4 separate regions of the Homo sapiens genome follow, and all the other regions are linked to region 2. A link is an interaction called in ENCODE POLR2A ChIA-PET data of the cell type or tissue named here. Cell type or tissue: MCF 10A. All regions are shown on one strand. Each heading gives the region's core, and the rest is flanking DNA. Links, peaks and the distances in the headings are about the cores only.

Region 1 (5,199 bases), core at 787-4,786, 55 kb after region 2:
AGAAAGAACCAATTGGGAAAGAGCAGACAAACAGGAATAGAAGTTCTCACTCTGGGCCATGGGTTTCAGGCTGTTTTTTTGGCTTGAAGGTGAGGTTTCACTGGGGACCCACCCCTGTCCCCCTAGAATTTCTCTGCCTCCTGCCCCTGTTACTGCCATGATTCTTCCACTGCATTATGTAATATACAGCATTTATGAATGACACTATCCCAAATAACACTAACTTGACAATAACTCCAATTTGAAACATGTAAAACAGTAGCTCTGTACTACCTCTGAACCATCCTGCAGGGTACCATGAGCATCTGCAAGATCATTTGGTGGCTTGAGCAACAGAAGATACTGAGGGTTCTACAAAGAAAGCCAATATGTGCTAGATGCTCAAAAAGTCCATTTCAACCTAAGTTTCCTGTACCTGTTTTTGTTTGTTTGTTTGTTTGTTTCCTCAAAACCAAACGCAAACCAGAGCTTTTCTTTCAGAGTCTTTAAAAATAAATGGGGTAAGGGAGAGATCTCTGTTATCACAAAGGATGTTGCCTGCCTTGACAACGGTTTCAACAGTTCCTTTACAAAATACTGTGACTGTGCTGTATTTCACCGACTAGCTTGAATTTTGAGCATGCAGCAATTTGGTTGCCAAGACAATCAAACTGTCTTGTCATAGAAGCTCTAATATTTGTAGAGTACATACTACATGCTAGTTGTTGCGCTGACTGGTTAAATATAATATCAATTTAAACCTCAAAATGAACCTATGCAGTAAATGATATGTCAGATTTCTAAAAGAAGAAAATGGAAGAAGCTCTTGCATTTTCTAGAATTATATATAAATAGAACCATTCAATGTGTACTATTTTTGGCCTTGCTTCTTGATGATTTCAAAAATGAATTTGCCGAAGATTGCACAGCTGATAAGTAAAAGAGCTGGAATTTGAAGCCAGGTTCATTTGAGTCTAAACTCATGATATCTCTCAAACGTAATAATCTATGGAAATAAAAATTGCATTGGTTTTGAGGTTATTTCTAATAATTTGAAACCAGATGTTAAAATCAAATGTTTTATCTTTTAATGATATAATCAAGATTTGCCTTCACCTTAGCATAATATACTGCTAGTAAGTTTAAAGTTCAAATCATAGTTATTGATGTCTTCTGGGTTGAGATATTTTAAATTGATGTTTTTAAATATAAAAGAGACATATGGTCATTGTAAAAATGGTATAACTTTATGGAAGTATAAAGTAAAATGTAAATGTCAATGGCCAACAAAAATTTGCATAGACACTTAACCAAAGAAGATCTATGGATGGCAAATAAGCATATGAAAAAATGTACATCATCATCAGTCATTAAAGAAATAAAAATTTCCCATTGGAAGACCTAAAATTTAAAAGTCTGACCATGCCAGATATTGGCAAGTATATAGGAAAACTGGAATACTCACATACAGCTGCTGGGATGTAAAATGGTAAAACTGCTTTGGAAAACAGTTTGGCAGTTTCTTACAAAATTAAACGTATACCTGCCATATGACCTAGCCATTCCACTCCTAGGTACATATTTACACAAGATAAATGAAAACATGTGCAAATACAAAGACTGGAACACAAATGTTCAGAGAAGCATTATTCATAATAGCCCCAAACCCTCAACAATCCAAATGTCTATCAGCAGATAAATGGATAAGCAAATTGTGATACAGCCATACAATGTAATGCTATTTAGCAACTAAAATGAATTAATTATTTATACCCTTAACGATGTGGATGAACCTCAAATTAATATTGCTGAATGAAAGACACAAGGCCAAAAATAGTACATACTGAATGATCCTATTTATATACAACTCTAGAAAATGCAAACTGTTAGTGACAGAAAGCAGACCAGCCATTGCCTGGGGATGGAGGACAGAAAAGGATGATAGGGAGGGTTTTCAAGGGCAGTAAAGACACCTTTGGGGGTGATGGATATATTCATTATTGTGATTGTGGCAATGGCTTCACAGGTGTATACATTTGTCAAAATGTATTAAACTGCGCACTTTAAATATATCCAGCATACTGTATGTCAACTATATTTTGACAAAATTCAACACACACACACACACACACACACACACACACACACACTGCAAAGGACTAAACGCTTATGTTCTCCGAAAATGCATATGTTGAATTCCTAACCCCCTAGGTGATATTTGGAGTTGGGACCTTTGGGAAATAATTAGGTCAAGAGGATGGAGTCCTCATGAGTGGGATTAGTGCCCTTATAAAAGAGACTCATCAGCCCTTCTGCTATGTGAGGACACGACAAGCAGGTGCCCTCTATGAACCAGGAAGTTGCCCTCACCGGTTGCCAAATCTTGGACTTCTCAGCCTCCAGAACTGTGACAAATAAGCTTCTAGCATTTATAAGTCACTAATTCTCTGGTATTTTATTCTAGTAGCCCAAACAGACCAAGACAAATACACACACACACACACACACACACACACACTCAATAGCTCCAAAATGCTCTCCAAAAGTTACCACTGATATTAATGTTATGATCATCTTTCTAGACATTTACGCAACAGGGTCATAGTGTACACAGTATTTTATAACTTGCTTTTTTCACCTGGGCTTGTTTTCATGTGTATACGTACAGATCTACCTCGCTGGAGCCTGGGAATTCAGTGTGTGAATGCTTTGTGATATTTAGTGGGTCCTCTATTTGTGGACATTTAGGTAGCCTCTTGTTTGTGCTTCACTACAGATCTTCCCAGAGTTATGAACACCCAACTTATGAATCAGTCCCATGCTGGCGCTTTCTCCTACCCTATCCTTCCTCCTTACCCCAGCAGCCTGCAACCGAGCTGTCCTGGCCTACTTGCTCCACCTGGTGGTCAATGTGAGATATTACCTAGGTTTAGTATTTTTCTCTCTAGAATCTCCTGGTCTCTAGCTTGCCCTTCTCAAATCCATCTTGTCCCTGGCAGCCAGAGTGATCTTTCTAAATACAAATCTGATCTTCTCACTCTCATGATGAAAACGCGTCACCTAAAACAAACATAGACCTCTAAGCAGAGTATACAAAGCAGGAATACTTTGACCCTTGCCCACCTCTCCAGCCTCAATTTTCTCCTCCTAGCACTTTGTACCCTAGCAATACATAACCAATTGTAGTTCGTTAAACACACAGTGCTGCTTCCCACATCCATATATTTGTACCTGTTGTTTTCTTTTCTTTAGATTTTTCTGGTAAAAACCGGGAAACCTGCCACACAAATTGTAAAAGAGCTGTAACACTGCCACCTGCTATTTTCTCTCCCTGGAGTATCACTCTGCCCACTCCCATTCCATGTTTGCCAGGCAAACTCCTATTCAGCTTTTAGAACCCTACTTAACAGACGCCCCCCCCCCACTCCCTGCAGTTTTGCCTTTTCCCTCACATGGAGTTGATCACTCTTCCCACTATACCTCTAATGCCAAACCCATAACGTTTGATTATAATTATCTGTTTATATGTTTGTCTCCTGTGCTAAACTGGCTGCCTCCCTGAACCCCATCACTAAGCTTGAGGACCAGAACCGTCTCTTGGTCATTATCCTCTCTCCAGCGTCTTCCACAGTGCCCAGAACATAGTAAAGTAAGGTTAATAGGCAGATATTGAAAGAAAAAGAACTAACTACATCCACAGTCTCAAGGGAGTGGCACTGCATGCTTCTTTTTTCCATGTGTGTAGGGCCCGCCAGAGTTAGGAATGCTGTTGTCAAGGCATAAAGTTCAGGGGCTGAGACCAGTCAAAGGAACCACACACTCTATTTTTGTTTTTTTTTTTTTTTTTAGACGGAATTTCACTCTTGTTGTTGCCCAGGCTGGAGTGCAATGGCGTGATCTTGGCTCACCACAACCTCTGCCTCCTGGGTTCAAGCGATTCTCCTGCCTCAGCCTCCAGAGTAGCTAGGATTACAGGCATGCGCCACTACGCCGGCTAATTTTGTATTTTTAGTAGAGACGGGGTTTTTCCATATTGGTCAGGCTGGTCTTGAACGCCCGACCTCAGGTGATCTGCCCACCTCGGTCTCCCAAAGTGCTGGGATTACAGGTGTGAGCCACCGTGCCCAACCAGGAACCACACACTCTTTAATCTTGATCAAATACATTGCCAACTAACATCCACCACTTGGGCAAACCTGAAGGTCATTTGAACCATCCTGAACCTGGTATTCCTCAATTAGTGGTTGGGGAACAAATGACAAAGGGGTTTGGTTTGCAGCTTATAGTCTTGTTCCTTTGGGGGCCATAAGGAAATTGTTCCAATAAATGGAGAGTTTCCTTTTATCGAATTCCCCACGGGAGAAATTGTAGGATCATGGTGACCCTCCTTTTTCCTCATTTGGAATCCAAGGGAAGATGTTTCACCCTTTTACTCTTTCATTCAACAAACATTTATTAAGTGTCAGGCACTTTTCTAGACACTTGGGATCCATTAGTGAACAAAACAATGATCCCTGCACTCATGGAGCTTAATTCTAGTGAGAATAAACAATACAGCACTAATAAACAGAATAAGTAAATACACTGCATCATATGCTAGAAGACAAGTGTTAGGAAAAAAAGAAAATGTCAAGCAGGTTAGGGGGCTCTGTCTATAAAGAGATGCACATAAAAATATTCAAGCGAGCAGAATCCCAGTTGAACTTCCCGGTTGAATCCTGCACTTCCAGTTATGTGAGGTGATTTCCTCACTGTGGAAGCCAGTTTAGATTGGATTTCTGTTCCTTGAAGCTGAAAGTAAACTGAGAGAGCCACCTTGGCATGCGTTCCTTAAGAGCAGTCTTTGTCATCCAGTCATCCCATCTGTTCCCTTGGCAAGGAAAAATAATTACAAGGAGATGCCACAGTCTTAGTTTCCATTTGAGGGTTTTCCTGAGAGCCTCTAATGACACTATGTTCTTTGTCACATACCCGTCAATTGTTTCCACTCCAGCTAATCTCATTCTCATTGTCAAGCATGAGAGTCAGAAAGCTGCACCTCAAAGTGTACCCCCAGGATGTGATTCAAAAGGATCAACATGCAACTGCTGTTCAAGGGCACGCTCTGTCCACAGGGACAAGGCCACCTGCACAACCCCAGCTCAACCACCCTCATCTCCAGCCTGAATCGCTGCCACATCTTTCCAACTGGTCTCCTTACAGCAGCCAGGGTGATTCTTT
Region 2 (5,199 bases), core at 565-4,564:
GTGTAGCGGTGTGCACCTGTGGTTCCAGCTACAAGAGAGGATTAAGCGGGAGGATCGCTTGAGCCCGGAGGGTCAAGGCTGCAAGTGAGCTATGATCATGCCACTGCACTCCAGCCTGGGCAATGGAGTAAGACCCTGTCAAAAAAAAAATTCTAAACTCACATTTTGCAGGCCAACAATAGAAGGGCTCATTTCACAAGCCTGGCATTTCAAATTCCCTGCATTTAGTCAATTTCTAAGTACTATTTATTGAGCACTTCACTGTCATGGCCACTGTTCTAAGCACCTCAGATGGAGTAAGCCTCACAACAACCCTATGAAGTAGGCACTATCATTAGCATCATTTGCATTTATAGGTGGGGAGACTGAGGCACGGAGCACTTAAGTAACTGTCCCGATGTCAGACAGATAGAATATGCCATGGCTGGGAACTCAAATAGTAAGGCTCAAAAACTCAACTTATCCAATTTCTTATCTTTTTTTTTTTTTTTTTTTTTGAGACAGGGTCTCACTTGGGCTAGAGGGCAGTGCTGCCGTCATGGGTCACTGCAGCCTTGACTTCCCAGGCTCAAGCAATCCTCCCACCTCAGCCTCCTGAATAGCTGGGTCTACAGACATGCATCACCACACCCGGCTAATTTTTATATTTTTTGTAGACATGGGGTTTTCCGCCATGTTGCCCAGGCTGGTCTCGAACTCCTGGGCTCAAGCAATCTGCCTGCCTTGTCCTCCCAAAGTGCTGGGATTACAGGCACAAGCCACTGCACCTGGCCAGAACCCAGTGTCTTAACCACCAGTACTATACACACAGTACAAGTACATAGTTGTATCCTGGGACATTATGGGAAGCTGATTTTATTACTATGGGAAAGGGAGTATGGTTTAACAGACAAAAAGCAGGCCTTATTAGAGACAAACAGAGTCCGAGTCCTGCTGCTACCACAGACTGCGTGCTCCCAGAGCAAATTAATGACCATTTCTTAGTGTCTGATCAGTAAATCAGAGACAACCACTTTTACTCCCTGGGATAATCGTCAGGGTAAGCGAGATGATAAATGTGTTCCACCTAAAGCATGACATCAAACACAAAACACAATTATGGGTGACTATTACTTAAGTGAAGGACTAAGCATCCAACATTTGACTTGCCTTATTTAAAGGGCGCCACTTGCACTTTTTTTTTTTTTTGTCCTTTTTGAAACAGAGTCTCACTCTGTTGCCCAGGCCGGAGTGCAGTGCTGTGATCTCAGCTCACAGCAACCTCCGCCTCCCAGGTTCAAGCGATTCTCCTGCCTCAGCCTCCCGAGTAGCTGGGATGACAGGCACGTGCCACCACGCCCAGCTAATTTTTTGTGTTTTTAGTAGAGATGGGGTTTCACCGTGTTAGCCAGGATGGTCTCGATCTCCGGACCTCGTGATCCGCCCACCTTGACCTCCCAAAGTGCTAGGATTACAGGCGTGAGCCACTGCGCACTTCTTAACTAGCTTGACATAGGAACGATAAAGGTCTTTCGGTATCTAAACTTCTACTAACAAAAGATTCATATTAAACAAAACCCTTTATTACCTAAGTTTTCAAAAGGGGCTAATTAGTAGGATAGTATACACATTACAAAAGCATTCATGTCACAGAGAAATACACACATAGGTCTTTTAAATAGTGGATTTCTCTGGTATTTTTAATGGTACAATTGGATTTTATCCCCTTTCTGGAACAAGAGCGAAAAATGAAGAAATCATTCCTGTGATCCCTGACTCTGACACTAGATGGCAATAAATTCTCACTTCAATTATGTTCTCTGGGTTCCTACTGCCACAGTCAGCTGATTTGGGGCTATTCCCCAGCTGAAAGTTCAGGGGCTTGAGCCGCTCTGGATTTTTTACTGGTGCATCCCGGCATCTTCTGAAAGTGAATAGTCTTCACATGAGGTTATCCAAGATGTCAGCCCGGCCCGGCCAACATTCCCCATTTCACCCCAATAAATGAGAAAACATTAATTGTGACCCAGTGTGTGCCGGCCCCCATGGGAGCTACAAACAGACCCTTGGTTAAGACAGAAGCCACCCTGGCCCCTAGAGATCTGCTCACTGTCTAGTCCTTTTTCCCTTAGGCCTCCTCCTGCCCACCCGAGGCTCCAAAAGACTCTTGTGCAATGGTTAAAGTCAAGGAAAGTTGGATCTGGAAGAGAACATGAAGATTACTTTATCTCCCCTCACTTTTCAGATGGGAAAACAGATGGAGGCCCAGAGAAGGAAAGTGAATTATCCTAGGCAGCACAGCCCGGCAGGCCAGCATTCGGACCAGAGTCCTGATTCCAGGTGACTTCCCCCATCCCTGCTGTTCTTGTCACACCATGTGAGAACTCCGTCCTGGAGTGCAAACCAAGATCATACCCGTGAATGGAAGAAAACAAAAAGACCTAGCCTTCTGAGTTTCCATGAAGGACTCTGTGGGACAGGATGTGTCCTCACACCAGCAGCCACACCCAGTTGGTAATGCCTCTTTCAACACAACATCACCAGCTATTTGAACACAGGCCGGGATTTCCCCACAGCCCCATTACCCAACAGGTATTGCTCCTGAGTGTTCGCTGCCACACGCGGGGGCTTGCACAGCAAGGCCAGGCTGCCACACCCCTTCCTGCCAAGAGTGGGTTTTGCTGCCTGCAGCAACTCAACTGCCCTGATTCTTCGCTTACTTCTGAGCATTTTGCATCTGTGCTTAGGCCTGGAGCCAAAACAAATTGTGGGGGATAAGAGAAGAAATTAGGCCCTGTCTTCTTAGCCAGTTAGTGTATGAGCTTGGGTGAACAACTTCTCTGAGACTCAGCCTCCCCATCTGTAAAACAACAGAATTAGATTAGAGCCTTCTCTCAGCCTTAGCTTTCTAAGGCCTGTCACATGGCTACTTAGCTATCATTACTATGAAAAGTAATCATGCGTAAATGCAGCACTTCACGTAATATATGTAGGCGTCATTTGTTTTCTGACCTGTACTAGTTTAACTATTAAAAGTATAAGCTTTTCTCTATGTGTTTCTTCCCCTTTAAAAAAAAAAAGTTTAATTACAAAATATTTCTGACCTATGAAAAGATATCAGGAATATGGGGAGGCCAGGCATGGTGGCTGACACCTGTAATCCCAGCACTTTGGGAGGCCAAGGCAGGTGATCACTTAAGTCCAGGAATTCAAGAACAGAGTGAGCAACAAGGCAAGAACTTGTCTCTACAAAAACACAAAAATTAGCCGGGTGTGGTGGTGCACGCCTGTTAGTCCCGGCTACTACTTGGGAGGCTGCGGTGGGAGAATCACTTGAGCTGGGGAGGTAGAGGCTACAGTGAGCCAAGATCGGCCACCGCACTGCAGCCTGGACGTATATATATCACATATATATATACCATCTCCCCATATTTTTTTATTTTTCTGAACAGAGCAAGACACTGTTCAAAAAAATTGTAAAAATGGGGAGATGGATATATATGTGATACACAAACATAGCAAAGTGTTCATTATAGTATCTAAGTAGTAGATATATGAGTGTCCGCTGGACAATTCTTTCAACTTTGCTGTTTGAATTTTCATAATAAAATATTGAAAGGAGAAAAAATGTATTATGAGTGATATCATGAATACTTAGGTAGCCTCCACTCAGCCTAAGAAATCAAATGATCTGAATTTGGATATTCGGTCTCCTAGTCATTTCTTGGTACTTTCACTACAATGTATAGTATTATTTTACACGGTAAAATGTCTTAGTTTTAAGAATTAAGGAATTTCTGAAGTGTCACACTGTGTATTTTGTCTGCAGCTTATTTTTTCACTCAGCATTTTAGTTGTGAGATTCATCCCCACGATATATGAGATTAGGATTTCTTCCTTTTTGTTGTCGTTTTGAGGTCTATTGTATGAACAAGTGATAGTGGATTTACTGATCTTGTAGCTACTTTCTCGGTGTTTCCACTTTTCTTTCTTCGTAAGCGGCGCTGCTGTGCCCATTCTCTCCACGGCTGCATGTCGCCTTGTGCGCAGGAAAGGGGACACAGTGGTGTTCAGGGGCTCTGTGGAGACACACATGGCCTCTAGCACAAGTGACCTGGGTGTTCAAACTATGTCCTCAGGAACCTGTGTTTTGCCGACTCTTGGTTCTGTTTTCTTCTATGCTGGCCTCATTCTCAGTGGACTCTGCACATGTGGTGGCCTTTAGCAGCCCTGGGCATTTATCCAGCTTGGCAGTCCCGGTGGGCAGAAAGCATCCCTTTCCAGAAAGTTCCAGCAGTAGTCAATGGACTGGATGGCGACCTGTATTCCTCCTGCACAAGTCAAACCAGATTTCTGATTGGCCAAACCTGGGTCATGCACTCAGCCCAGTCAGTCTCATCAAAGCCAAATGGACTGAGAGTGGGGAAGGGGTGATTCCCTAACAGAAAACAGAGAAGTGGTCACCAAATGAAGGAGGACTGGATGCTGGGCAGGCAACAACACATGTCCAGGACCCAGCAGTCCTCATGTGGTCCCTTGACCGCTGCACAGGTCACCCTGCATGTGATTATGGTGCCATTTACATGTCTGTGTCCCCTGTTTGGCTGGGAGCCTCTCAAAGAGGAAGACTTCATCTTTCATCTCATCTCCGCTGAGCAAATGCAGCTCAGCACCCAGTTTATAATAAATGACAGTAGGTGGAATCAATCCCTTGACCAAACACATCCTGAAGACGGGGAAGGGCAATTCAACCCTCTGCCTCTGAGGTTTTAGGTCCTCCCTCTGTGAACCCAGTCAGAGGGGTATGACGAAGAAAACGTCCACTACACCTCACCCTCTCTTTTTCTCTCTGAGTTACTGACCATCAGGACAAATGCAGTGTCCAGTTCAGAAGTCAGTATGTTCTCAAACAGCTGCCCTTTATTGAACACCTACTATGTCTCACACTTTTTTTTAATATATGGCTGGGCAAGATTCATCCAGATAGGAATGTTTCCAGCCTTCTGTGAATATGCTGAAAACAACTGTACACTTTAATAGGGTGAACTTTATGGTATGTGAATTTTATCTCAGTAAAGCTGTCATTTTTTAAAAGAAATACCAAGTCTTATATGGTATGATTTCATCTCTACAAAATTCAAAAATGGGCAAAATATTCTATGGTGATAGCAGAATAGTGGTTAGGTTAGAGGGTATTGACTGAGGAGCACGGGGAGCCCC
Region 3 (5,199 bases), core at 775-4,774, 120 kb after region 2:
GATGATATAGACCTGGGCCTCTGAAGGTCAGGCAACTAGTCTAAAGGGAAAGTAGTACACAGTTAACTCTAAATGTATGCCTGCAGAGGAGTTAGAATAAATTAAACAGAGAGATTCCTGGAACCTGAGAAGGGCTTGATCAGTGTTGGCCATGGTTTTCCTCTGCTAAGGGTACCCACAGTATGCTTTCTTTTGTTCTCAGTTGATGCGCTATTTATTTACTGAAGGGATCATAATCCCCAATTCCCATTACAATTCTTAACCTTTTGAAAAGATATTAGAAAGGGATTTTTCTGTCGAATACATACTAAGTAAAAATTATGGATTACCTGCTGTGTAAATTATTTGCATGCCTACGTCTACTTTTTTTTTTTTTGAGATGGAGTCTTGCTCTGTCGCCCAGTCTGGAGTGCAGTGGTGTGATCTTGGCTCACTGCAACCTCTGCCTCCTGGGTTCAAGAAGAATACTTCTGCCCCAGCCTCCCTAGTAGCTGGGACTACAGGTGCGGACCACCAAGCCCAGCTATTTTTTTTGTATTCTTAGTAGAGACGGGGTTCCACCATATTGGCCAGGCTGGTCTCAAACTCCTGACCTCGTGATCCGCCCACCTTGGCCTCCCAAAGTGCTGGGATTACAGGCCTAAGCCACTGTGCCTGGCCTGCCATCTACACTTTTAACAAGTAATTTCAGTTGCACAGGTGATACAATAATTTCTCCTTGTAGAAAAATTACAGACAAAGGCCAGGCACGGTGGCTCATGCCTGTCATCCCAGCACTTTGGGAGGCCAAAGCAGGAGGATGGCTTGAGGCCAGGAGTTTGAGACTCTCCTGGGCAACAGATGGAGACCCTGTCTATATATAAAAAAAGAAAAAAAATACAGATAAGGCTTAAGTCACCTTTGTTTGCCTTCTTCAGTCCCCATTTTCCCCTGGCTGCCACGGTTTTCAGTTCGTTATTTATCTTTATAGACTCTTTTCAGTCCATTCTCACTTAAGTTCAGTCAGCATTTACAATGTGTCTGTCACATGACAGACCAAGAATATAAAGATAAAAAAGATATAAACCTCACGCTCAGAGAGTCCACTGTCCAAGAAGGGAGAGAGACACCTTCTCAACTGGCAATCATATGTCACGATAGTCTGGTAACAGATGCTAAGGAAAGTCACAGAAAGGAGGTAACTTTTGGCACGACATTGAAGGATGCCTCTGATTCTGGGCAGAGATGAGATGAAATGAGATGAGATTGAAGGGCATTCTAGTAAAAGGAAAGAATTCTAAGACATAGACATTGGAAACAAGTTCTAGGTCAGACCTAGCTGGAATGTATGATTTTTGTGAGCATTCTTTGGTGATAAGAATTTTAGTAGTATCATAGTTGTCTATATTCAATGTGGCATATTTTCCTTAGTAAACCTTCTTATTGGTGAGGTTTCTGTTCCCAAAGCCAGAGAAAGCCCTTGGAGCAGCCTGAGCTATAGCAGGTCTTTTCTGTCCAGTATTATTAATAGTTGTCCTATACTATTGCAGCCTGATTTCCATATGCATTTCTATGCTTTTGTGTAGTCGTCTCAAAGTCAAATACATTGAGGCAGTGATGCAGGAAGGGCAGGGAAGGTGGCACAATGGTGTGCTGGTTGGGATGTCCCTTCCTCAGTGTCTCCTGATTCTTGGCCATGTGTGAAGTACCCTGTAACTTATTTAGTATTAATTAATTATGTTTGAGATGGAGTCTCCCTCTGTTGCCCAGGCTGGAGTGTGGTGGCATGATCACAGCTCACTGAAGCCTCATGAGCTCAGGCAGTCCTCTCAACTCAGCCTCCTAAGTAGCTGGGACTACAGGCACACACCATCATGCCTGGCTAATTTTTAAATTTTTTTTGTAGAGATGAAGTTTCACTATATTGCCCAGGCTGGTCTCGAACTCCTAGGCTCAATCAGTCTCCCACCTCGGCCTCCCAAAGTGCTGGGATTACAGGTGTGAGCCACTACGCCTGGCACCATGTAATTTATTGTTCAACCAGGGTACTTTTGAGAGTCTCTTTTTAAAATTATGCCAGGACAACAGGTGTAAATTTTGACTGTCCTGGGGAAACCTAGATGTGTGGTCCCCCTTGCCATGTGGTAATTTGGGCCCCCAAGTTTGCCAGATCTCTAGATTTTTCAAGAGAAAGCAGAAATATGGATTTCTATGTGAAATCTCCTGATTTTAAATGGCTTCTGTTTTTAAAAAAGACACTGCATGGGCCAGACTGGCAATGCCAGTTTACAAACTCAGCTTTAGTGTATGTAATTATAATCATGAACATTTAGGATTAACTTTTGTAGAAGATTCCCCCCAAATAGGGCTCTGCCTTTTTTTTTTTATCAGTCAGCTATTGCTGCATAACAAAATACCACAAAACTCCTGAGCTTAAAAAAAATAAGCATTTATTATTACTCACCAGTCTGTGAGGCGACCGGGTGGCTCTTTTGGTCTTGCTGAACTCACTAATGTATTTGTGGTTCAGCTGTGACTCAGGATGGAAGCTTTGCTGATCCTGGCTGGACTTTCTCAGGTGTTTGAATGCTGGTTGGCTATGGGTTGGTCTAGGATGGCCTCAGATGGAACAGCTGGGTTTCCCTCTCCTTGGTCTCTCATCCTCCAGCAAGCCCAGGCCTATTCTCATGGCGGTAGTAGGTAGACGGTGGACATGAACAAGAGTGGCCTCTTGAGGCCAAGGCATGAAACTGGTACTCTGGCATTTCCACCGCATTCTGTATTGGCCAAAGTAAGTCACAGGGCCAGCCCAGATGGAAAGGATGGGAAAAACACACTCCAGCTTTGATAGGAGGAACTGCAAAGCTACCTTGGAAAGGGGATGGGTGCAGGGAGGGGTAAAGAATTGGGAACATTATTGCAGTCAACCTACTACAATTACTTGTTCTTGTTTTTAAAAATTATGTACTTTAATAATGGACAGATAAAAGTATCTTTTTTTCCCCTTCAGATAAACGAATTAAGCTTTACATGAGAAGGCTACTTTGTCTTCCAAGCCCTCAAAAATGCATGCCTCCTATGCCAGGAGGCCTAGCTGTCATTCAGCAGGAGCTAGAAGCCCTAGGCTCTCAATATGCAAACATTGTGAATCTCAACAAACAAGTGTATGGACCATTTTATGCAAATATACTTCGAAAGCTGCTCTTCAATGAGGAAGCCATGGGGAAGGTAGATGCTTCACCTCCTACTAACTAAAGAAGAACTGACATTGGACGAGAGATTGGAAATCCAGTACTTTGGTATCCAGTCCACTTCCATTGATGGCATTAGAGATCCAGCACATTCTCAGTACTGTGGTGCAGTATTAGCCCAAATCTGTGTAATGGGTAATATTAGCATTACAGAAGACACACACATCACATAGACCCTCAGAAGACGTAAACATCACATAGACCCTATTTGTGCATCATTTTCAAGTTTAAAACAAATATTTGTAATGAACAGAAAACAATTTGTAATTAATTATATTACCTATATAATACTTGTAAATGTTTTCTTAACCATTTATATTTGGCTTATGACATTTAACCCCTAAGGAGTTGTTTTTCTCACTTGTTATTATCAAACCTAATGGTTTTTAATTTTGGTACAACTCCTTAAAGGGTTGAAGGTTGTGACAATAACTGAGGGAACTGATGTTCTGAATAAATGATGTGAAGTAAACACAATTGTATTTGAAATGTACAATTACATTTTATTAATGTGTTAATAGAAACTTTCAAAGTAAGTCCTCAAATTCCACAAATGTACCAAATCACACTTTATAATACCAATGGTCAGTATTTATTTAGAATTTTAATGTATTAAGTACATTTTCATGCTATATACAAACTTCAGATAAAACCTCCCTTGTTTGTTTAGTGAAAATAGAAGCAACTCCCTTCTCAAATTATTCTAGAAGTTTGTTTCTTCTTACAATTTAGTCTGCTCTCCAAGAAAAACAATTTTTGCACAAATCTCTTAGTGAATGTCCTTGCAGTTCTCAGGCCATTGATAAGGTTTATATAAGAGTTTAATATTTTTATGTGAGGCAGGGCTCATTTGGTTTACTTGTAAGAAGAAGAAAGGGAGTCAATGATAAAATGAGATCCCATTCTCCATGAAGTTCATATCTGAAAAAGAAACAGTTAAACTTTGGATTTCTTACCCATATAACTTAACTACCAGATGTCTTTTGTGCTGATGAAAGCTTTACCGTGTTATGACCAAGATGCCCTCCTAAGGATCATTATCATTTGCCTTTTTTTTTTTTTTTTTTTTTTTTTGAGACGCAGTCTCACTCTGTCGCCCAGGCTGGAGTGCAGTGGCGTGATCTCAGCTCACTGCAACCTCTGCCTCCTGGGTTCAAGCAATTCTCCTGCCTCAGCCTCCTGAGTAGCTGGGACTACAGGCGCCCGCCACCACGCCCAGCTAATTTTTGTATTTTTAGTAGAGACAGGGTTTCATCATGTTGGCCAGGCTTGTCTTGAACTCCTGACCTCGTGATCCACCCACCACGGACTCCTCAAGTGCTGGGATTACAGGCGTGAGCCACCATGCCCGGCCTCATTTGCCATTCTTTTTTTTTTTTTTTTTCTTTGAGATGGAGTCTCACTCTATTGCCCAGGCTGGAGTGCTGTGGCACAATCTCGGCTCACTGCAACCTCTGCCTCCCGGATTCAAGTGATTCTCCTGCCTCAGCCTTCCGAGTAGCTGGGATTACAGGCATGCACCACCATGCCCAGCTAATTTTTGTATTTTTACTAGAGACAGGGTTTCACCACATTGGTGAGGCTGGTCTCAAACTCCTGACCTCGTGATCCGCCCGCCTCAGCCTCCCAAAGTGCTGGGATTACAGGCGTGAACCACTGCGCCCGGCCTCATTTGCCATTCTTGAGCGTTAAATCAAACCTTGCAAAGTTGGGCACTAGTTGCCACTGAGACTTTAGAGAAATCTGCTTATCCTGGAATTACTCTTCTTGGAGTGCTGCGGGAAGCACTGCAGTTGGGAGGTACTTGGTCTAAAAAGAGCTTCATTTGCATAAAATACATTTTTGATTGTTTTGTTTGCTAAGGACTCAATTGAGCCCTAGTAATTTGGTGAGGTCGAGTGGGTAGAAAATAAAAAGAAGCATTCCTTTCTTCCCCAACCTTCTTTTCCTCACCACAACCTTCACCATT
Region 4 (5,199 bases), core at 554-4,553, 110 kb after region 2:
TGGGGTATGGGCGGAAATAGAAACCACAGGAATGAGTAAGATGGTCTAGTGAGATTGAAGAGTACCAAATCAGTGGGGATTGGGTAGAGTGCTTGGAAGTATCAACATTTAATGAACAGGCAGAGGAACATCTTCCTGTAATTGAAGGGAGATGCACCTGTCTTCTCAACCCAAGTATGAGATGCAGAAGCACAGCTAGGGGAAACCAGGAAAAAGTGGTGTCAGAAAAGCCAGGGAAAGAGTTTCTGGAGGGCTGTACTAAGAGATGTCTGTATTACAGAGATGTTTAAAAAAGGTAGGAAGGACATGTTTGTTGGATTTGACAACCAGGTGGTGGCCTTAGAAAGGTTATGGGAAGGATTTATTTCAGAACCTCTCTAGCCTATATTCTGTATCTTGGTAGATGGCACAGGCATTCATTCAGATGTCCAAGGTGCAAATCTGGGAGTCATCCTAGAATACTCCTTTCCTATTCTCTACATGTAAGTGGTCACCAAGACCTGTGGGTACTCCCCCTAAATATTTCTCACTTTTTCCCTCTTTACCCCTCACTTCCACTGCCCTTATCCATTCACTCTCTTGTTTGAACCACTGCAATAATTTACTCTCCCTCCACTAATTCAGTCTTTCTTTCCAAGCAATTTTTCTGACATACATATCTGATCATACAGGTTCCATGTTGAAAATAATATTATTCAGCCGGGCGCAGTGGCTCACGCCTGTAATCCCAACACTTTTGGGGGCCAAGGTGGGTGGATCATGAGGTCAGGAGATTGAGACCATCCTGGCCAACATGGTGAAACCCCATCTCTACTAAAAATACAAAAATTATCTGGGTGTGGTGGTGCACGCCTGTAGTCCCAGCTACTCAGGAGGCTGAGGCAGGAGAATCGCTTGAACATGGGAGGTGGAGGTTGCAGTGAGCTGAGATTGCCCCACTGCACTCCAGCCTGGGTGACAGAGTGAGACCCCGTCTTAAAAAAAAAGAAAAGAAAGAAAATAATATTATTCAAAACTCCCCATTCCCATCGCTGGTGTTTGTAACCTGGGGACTGTCAATCTGGTAAGAGAGAATGACAATTGTTTGTGGACATGTGCACGTGATTGTGCACATTCACTTTGGGAAAGGCATATCTCCAATTAGTTATTAAAAGTGGTCCAAGACCCAAAAATGTGTAATAATTATACTCTATTTTCTCTTCAGATTGTATAAATCTTTCACCTTTTACCAAAAATGTGTGAAAATTAATGCCTTTTCTCTAAATACCTTCTCTGCACAAACTCAAGGCTGGCTTCTAACCACCCATCCAATGCCATTTGCTACAACCCTCTTACCCCTAGTTCTTTATGGACCAGCAATACAGATTTGTTTGTGGCATCCAGAATGTGACATCTAGAATGTGCCATATGCTGTCTTTTCCAGAGCACTTACAGAGCTCTTCCTCTTAGATTCTTTCCTGGACAGCCTCTTTCCCACAATTACTAGCATTCATTGTACTCTGTTATAATTGTTAGTTTACAGGTCTGCCTTTCCATCTGGACTGTAAACTCCTTGCAGGGCATGGCTGTGTCTTCTCATTCATGCCCAGCACCCAACACAGCATCTGTCAAGTGGAATACACCAGTGAAGGGATCAATCAGCTGTAGAACAAATATGTGGCCTTTTCACTCTTAGGTGCTCTTGATCAGACTACAGAATGGATAAAAGAATCTGTAAATGAAGAATTATTTTCTCTTTCTGAGAGTGCTTTAACTCCTGGGGCCGAAAATACCTCCAAGCCAAGCCTGAGCCCTACTTTGGTGCTAAATAATAGTTACTTGAAACTGTTACAGTGGGATTATCAGAAAAAAGAATTACCAGAGGTGAGTGGTTTTGTTCTTCACCCAAATTTCCCAGTATTTTTATTCTTAAGTTCTAACTTTGAATCATCTGGTCTGTGTTTCATGTGGTTTAATGACTTTACAAAAATCAGATAAAAATGGGAATTTGGAAATGACATTGCCTGTTTTGTATTTTCATGCTATTGAGCTACCCTTTCTATTTTTATATTTTAAATAAATATGTTAGACACTTATGACAGATGGAGCACGTCTTCAGGAACTAACAGAAAAGCTGAATCAATTGAAAATTATTGCCTGCCTGTCCCTAATTACCAACAACATGGTGGGTGCTATTACAGGAGGCCTGCCTGAGCTTGCAAGCAGGTTAACAAGGATTTCAGCTGTTCTACTTGAAGGCATGAACAAAGAGTAAGTTCCAAATTTTTGCATCTGCTCCCTCTTGTATTAAGGCTCTGCATGTGTCTCAGAGAACAAGAATGACCTTGGACATCTGGATGTGAGATTCAGGACTGTGCTTTAGAGAAGCTTATCTTACACCTTTTTCTAGAATTTCCTTTAATATCTCTGAAGGCTTAGATGTCCTCTCATAGGAAGGGAGAGGTGTTTTCCATGACAAGTGCCAGGGTGAGTGTAGTATTTCCACTTACAATGAATGTGTACAACAGCTTTTCTTTGACAGTGCTTTGGAAAAAAACAAATGAAACACAGAAATCTGCCAAGCTTGATGTTTAGAATTGCGCAATTTTTTTTTTTTTTTTTTTTTTTTGAGACAGAATCTCGCTCTGTCACCAGGCTGGAGTGCAGTGGCGCAATCTCAGCTCACTGCAACCTCCGCCTCCCGGGTTCAAGCAATTCTTCTGCCTCAGCCTCCCAAGTAGCTGGGACTACAGGCATGCGCCGCCACGCCCAGCTAATTTTTGTATTTTTAGTAGAGACCGGGTTTCACCATGTTGGCCAGGATGGTCTCGATCTCTTGACCTCATGACTCACCCATCTCGGCCTCCCTAGAATTGTGCTATTGAAGAGGGCTTTCCTCCAGTTGTTCTGACTTCATCATTTTTCTGCAGTGAAATGTTTACTGACTTCACAAATCCACCTTGCTACGAAGTCTTCAGAAGTGCTGACAATTCTGCCCTTCAGAGATGTGACACAGTCCAGTGAAGATTTTGGTTTTTGCTAAATTTATCTCCAGTATTACACCTTCATGAATGCTAGAATCCCATTTAGATTTTGCATTTACATCATCCAATAGGAATTCCTATCTAAGTCAGAAATTCTTAGTCTTGGTGAATGGCCAGATGGTTCTATGGGTCTCTTATGGATCAGCTTCTGCTGGTTCCCCTTTCAGGTGTCTTCAGAGGCATGTCCTCTTTATTCCTGTAATTGAAGGGAAATGCACCTGTCTTCTCATCCTCCCACCTATTATTCAGAGAGCATATAAATTACTTGATGAAATCCTAGACTATTAAGAGCCAAAAGGAGCCCATGTAGTTACAGAATCCAACTTCTCATTTTGAACTGAAGCTTACAGATAGAATAGAATTTGCCTTGGGCTGCAAACAGAAAAGGGCAGACCAAGGACTGAGCCCTGATCTGACCTTTCTCCTGATTCTGATGCTCATTAATATTCCAGGACCAAGACCTATAATGAAAGGAAACCTCTGATTTTGCAGTTGGTCTTATCTTATGATTTCCCTGCATGGGTAGTCATTACTTTCCAGAAACTTTTATTTATTAAGCCTTTAGGGAATACCCAGTGCTGCTGAAATGTTATTATAAAGTATACAGAAAGTGGTTACTAAGAAGACAGGCTTTCGGGTCAGATGGACCAGGGTTTAAATCCCAGCTCTGCTACTGACTTATTATGAACACTTGAATATGTTCTCAAATTACTATGAGCCTGACTTCCTCACTTGTAAGAAGGGAATAATAATTGTATTAATATCTACCTTGGAGTTGTGAGAACTTAAGATGATTCAGGTACAGATGTGTGGCACGTAATATGTACTCAATGAATGCTAGCTATTAATAACTAGTCATTAAATCATCCTCTTTATAATTGTATCTGGTTGTTTATCTGGTTGTTTCATTGTTTAAATTTTTTTCCTGTGTTAGGAAATCAATACAATCAATTCTCAATTATCCTCATTACGGATGGGGCAATAGCATTCATAGTATTAAAAAAAGGGATAGTACTAAATAATAGACCAAGATGTCATTTATATTGGGTTTGATGATGCATCTTGAAAACTAGAAGGAGTTTTTCCCTCTTCATTGTGAGTAGAAGGCATGGCTTATGCTAAGACAACTTTTTTTGAAGAGCTGAAAGAGGATTTATTGATTAATTGATTTTTGCTTTTTTTCCCTTTTTCAACTTTTATTTTAGGTGTAGGGGCACATGTACAGGTTTTTTACGTGGGTAAATTGAGGGTCACTGGGGTTTGGTGTACCAGTGATTTCATCACCCAGGTAGTGAGCATAGTTAGTTTTTCAACCCTCACCCTCCTCCAGACCTCCACCTTTAAGTGTAGGAGCCAGTATCTGTTGTTCCCCTTTATGTCCATGTTTACTCAGTGTTTAGTTCCCACTTATAAGCGAGAACATGTGGTATTTGGTTTTCTGTTTCTGAATTAATTTGCTTAGGATAATGGTCTCCAGTTTTACCCATGTTGCTGCAAAGAACATGATCTTATTCTTTTTACAGCTGTATAGTATTCCATGGTGTACATATACCATATTTTCTTTATCCAGTCCACCATTGATGGTCATCTAGGTTGATTCCATGTCTTTGCTGTTGTGAATAGTGCTGCAGTGAATATATGAGTACATGTGTCTTTTTGATAGAGTGATTTCTATTCCTTTGGGAATAAACCCAGTAATGGGATTGCTCAGTTGAATGGTAGTTCTGTTTTAAGTTATTTTAGAAATCTCCAAACTGCTTTCCACAGTGGCTGAACTAATTTACATTCCCACCAGCAGTGTATAAGTGCTCTCTTTTCTCTACAACCTTGCCAGAATCTGTTATTTTCTGACTTTTTAATAATAGCCATTCAGGCTGGGCACGGTGGCTCACACCTGTAATCCCAGCATTCTAGGAGGCCGAGGCAGCCAGATCACTTGAGGTCAGGAGTTCAAGACTAGTCTGCCCAAGATGGCGAAACCCCGTCTCTACAAAAAATACAAAAAATAATTAGCCGAGCATGGTGGCGCATGCCTGTAGTCCCAGCTACTCAGGAAGCTAAGGCAGGAGAATCACTTGAACCTGGGAGGCAGAGGTTGCAGTGAGCCGAGATTGTGCCACTGCACTCCAGCCTGGGTGACGGAGTGAGACTCCGTCTCAAAAGAAAAGAAAAGAAA

Evidence for each region. ChIA-PET counts read pairs that join two places held together with the same protein. Peaks named below come from ENCODE experiments on the same cell type or tissue, not always from the same donor. Only the 100,000 strongest peaks of a DNase experiment are listed, where the experiment ranks them.
Region 1: POLR2A ChIA-PET joins it to region 2 with 17 read pairs; 16 of 35 experiments call an interaction of 5 or more read pairs at or near these places.
Region 3: POLR2A ChIA-PET joins it to region 2 with 25 read pairs; 14 of 35 experiments call an interaction of 5 or more read pairs at or near these places.
Region 4: POLR2A ChIA-PET joins it to region 2 with 12 read pairs; 5 of 35 experiments call an interaction of 5 or more read pairs at or near these places.

What each region holds. Positions count from the first base shown.
Region 1 is chr12:106,279,700-106,284,898 of GRCh38, forward strand. It overlaps the pseudogene RNU7-94P. Among named protein-coding and RNA genes, the nearest start is that of TCP11L2, 20 kb to the right of the region's middle. In MCF 10A, for the core only: a CTCF peak has its summit at 2,870 (motif pointing left); a DNase peak (open chromatin) is centred at 2,862.
Region 2 is chr12:106,225,215-106,230,413 of GRCh38, forward strand. No RefSeq gene overlaps it. Among named protein-coding and RNA genes, the nearest start is that of CKAP4, 20 kb to the right of the region's middle. In MCF 10A, for the core only: a CTCF peak has its summit at 1,781 (motif pointing right); DNase peaks (open chromatin) are centred at 1,817 and 2,547.
Region 3 is chr12:106,343,297-106,348,495 of GRCh38, forward strand. TCP11L2 (t-complex 11 like 2) reads left to right here. Exons shown (of 10, transcript NM_152772.3): 10 at 2,990-3,707. The coding sequence ends at 3,234. Among named protein-coding and RNA genes, the nearest start is that of POLR3B, 12 kb to the right of the region's middle. In MCF 10A, for the core only: a CTCF peak has its summit at 2,722 (motif pointing left); a DNase peak (open chromatin) is centred at 2,685.
Region 4 is chr12:106,333,964-106,339,162 of GRCh38, forward strand. TCP11L2 (t-complex 11 like 2) reads left to right here. Exons shown (of 10, transcript NM_152772.3): 7 at 1,676-1,863; 8 at 2,069-2,250. Among named protein-coding and RNA genes, the nearest start is that of POLR3B, 21 kb to the right of the region's middle. In MCF 10A, for the core only: no CTCF peak of the experiment used is centred there; no DNase peak of the experiment used is centred there.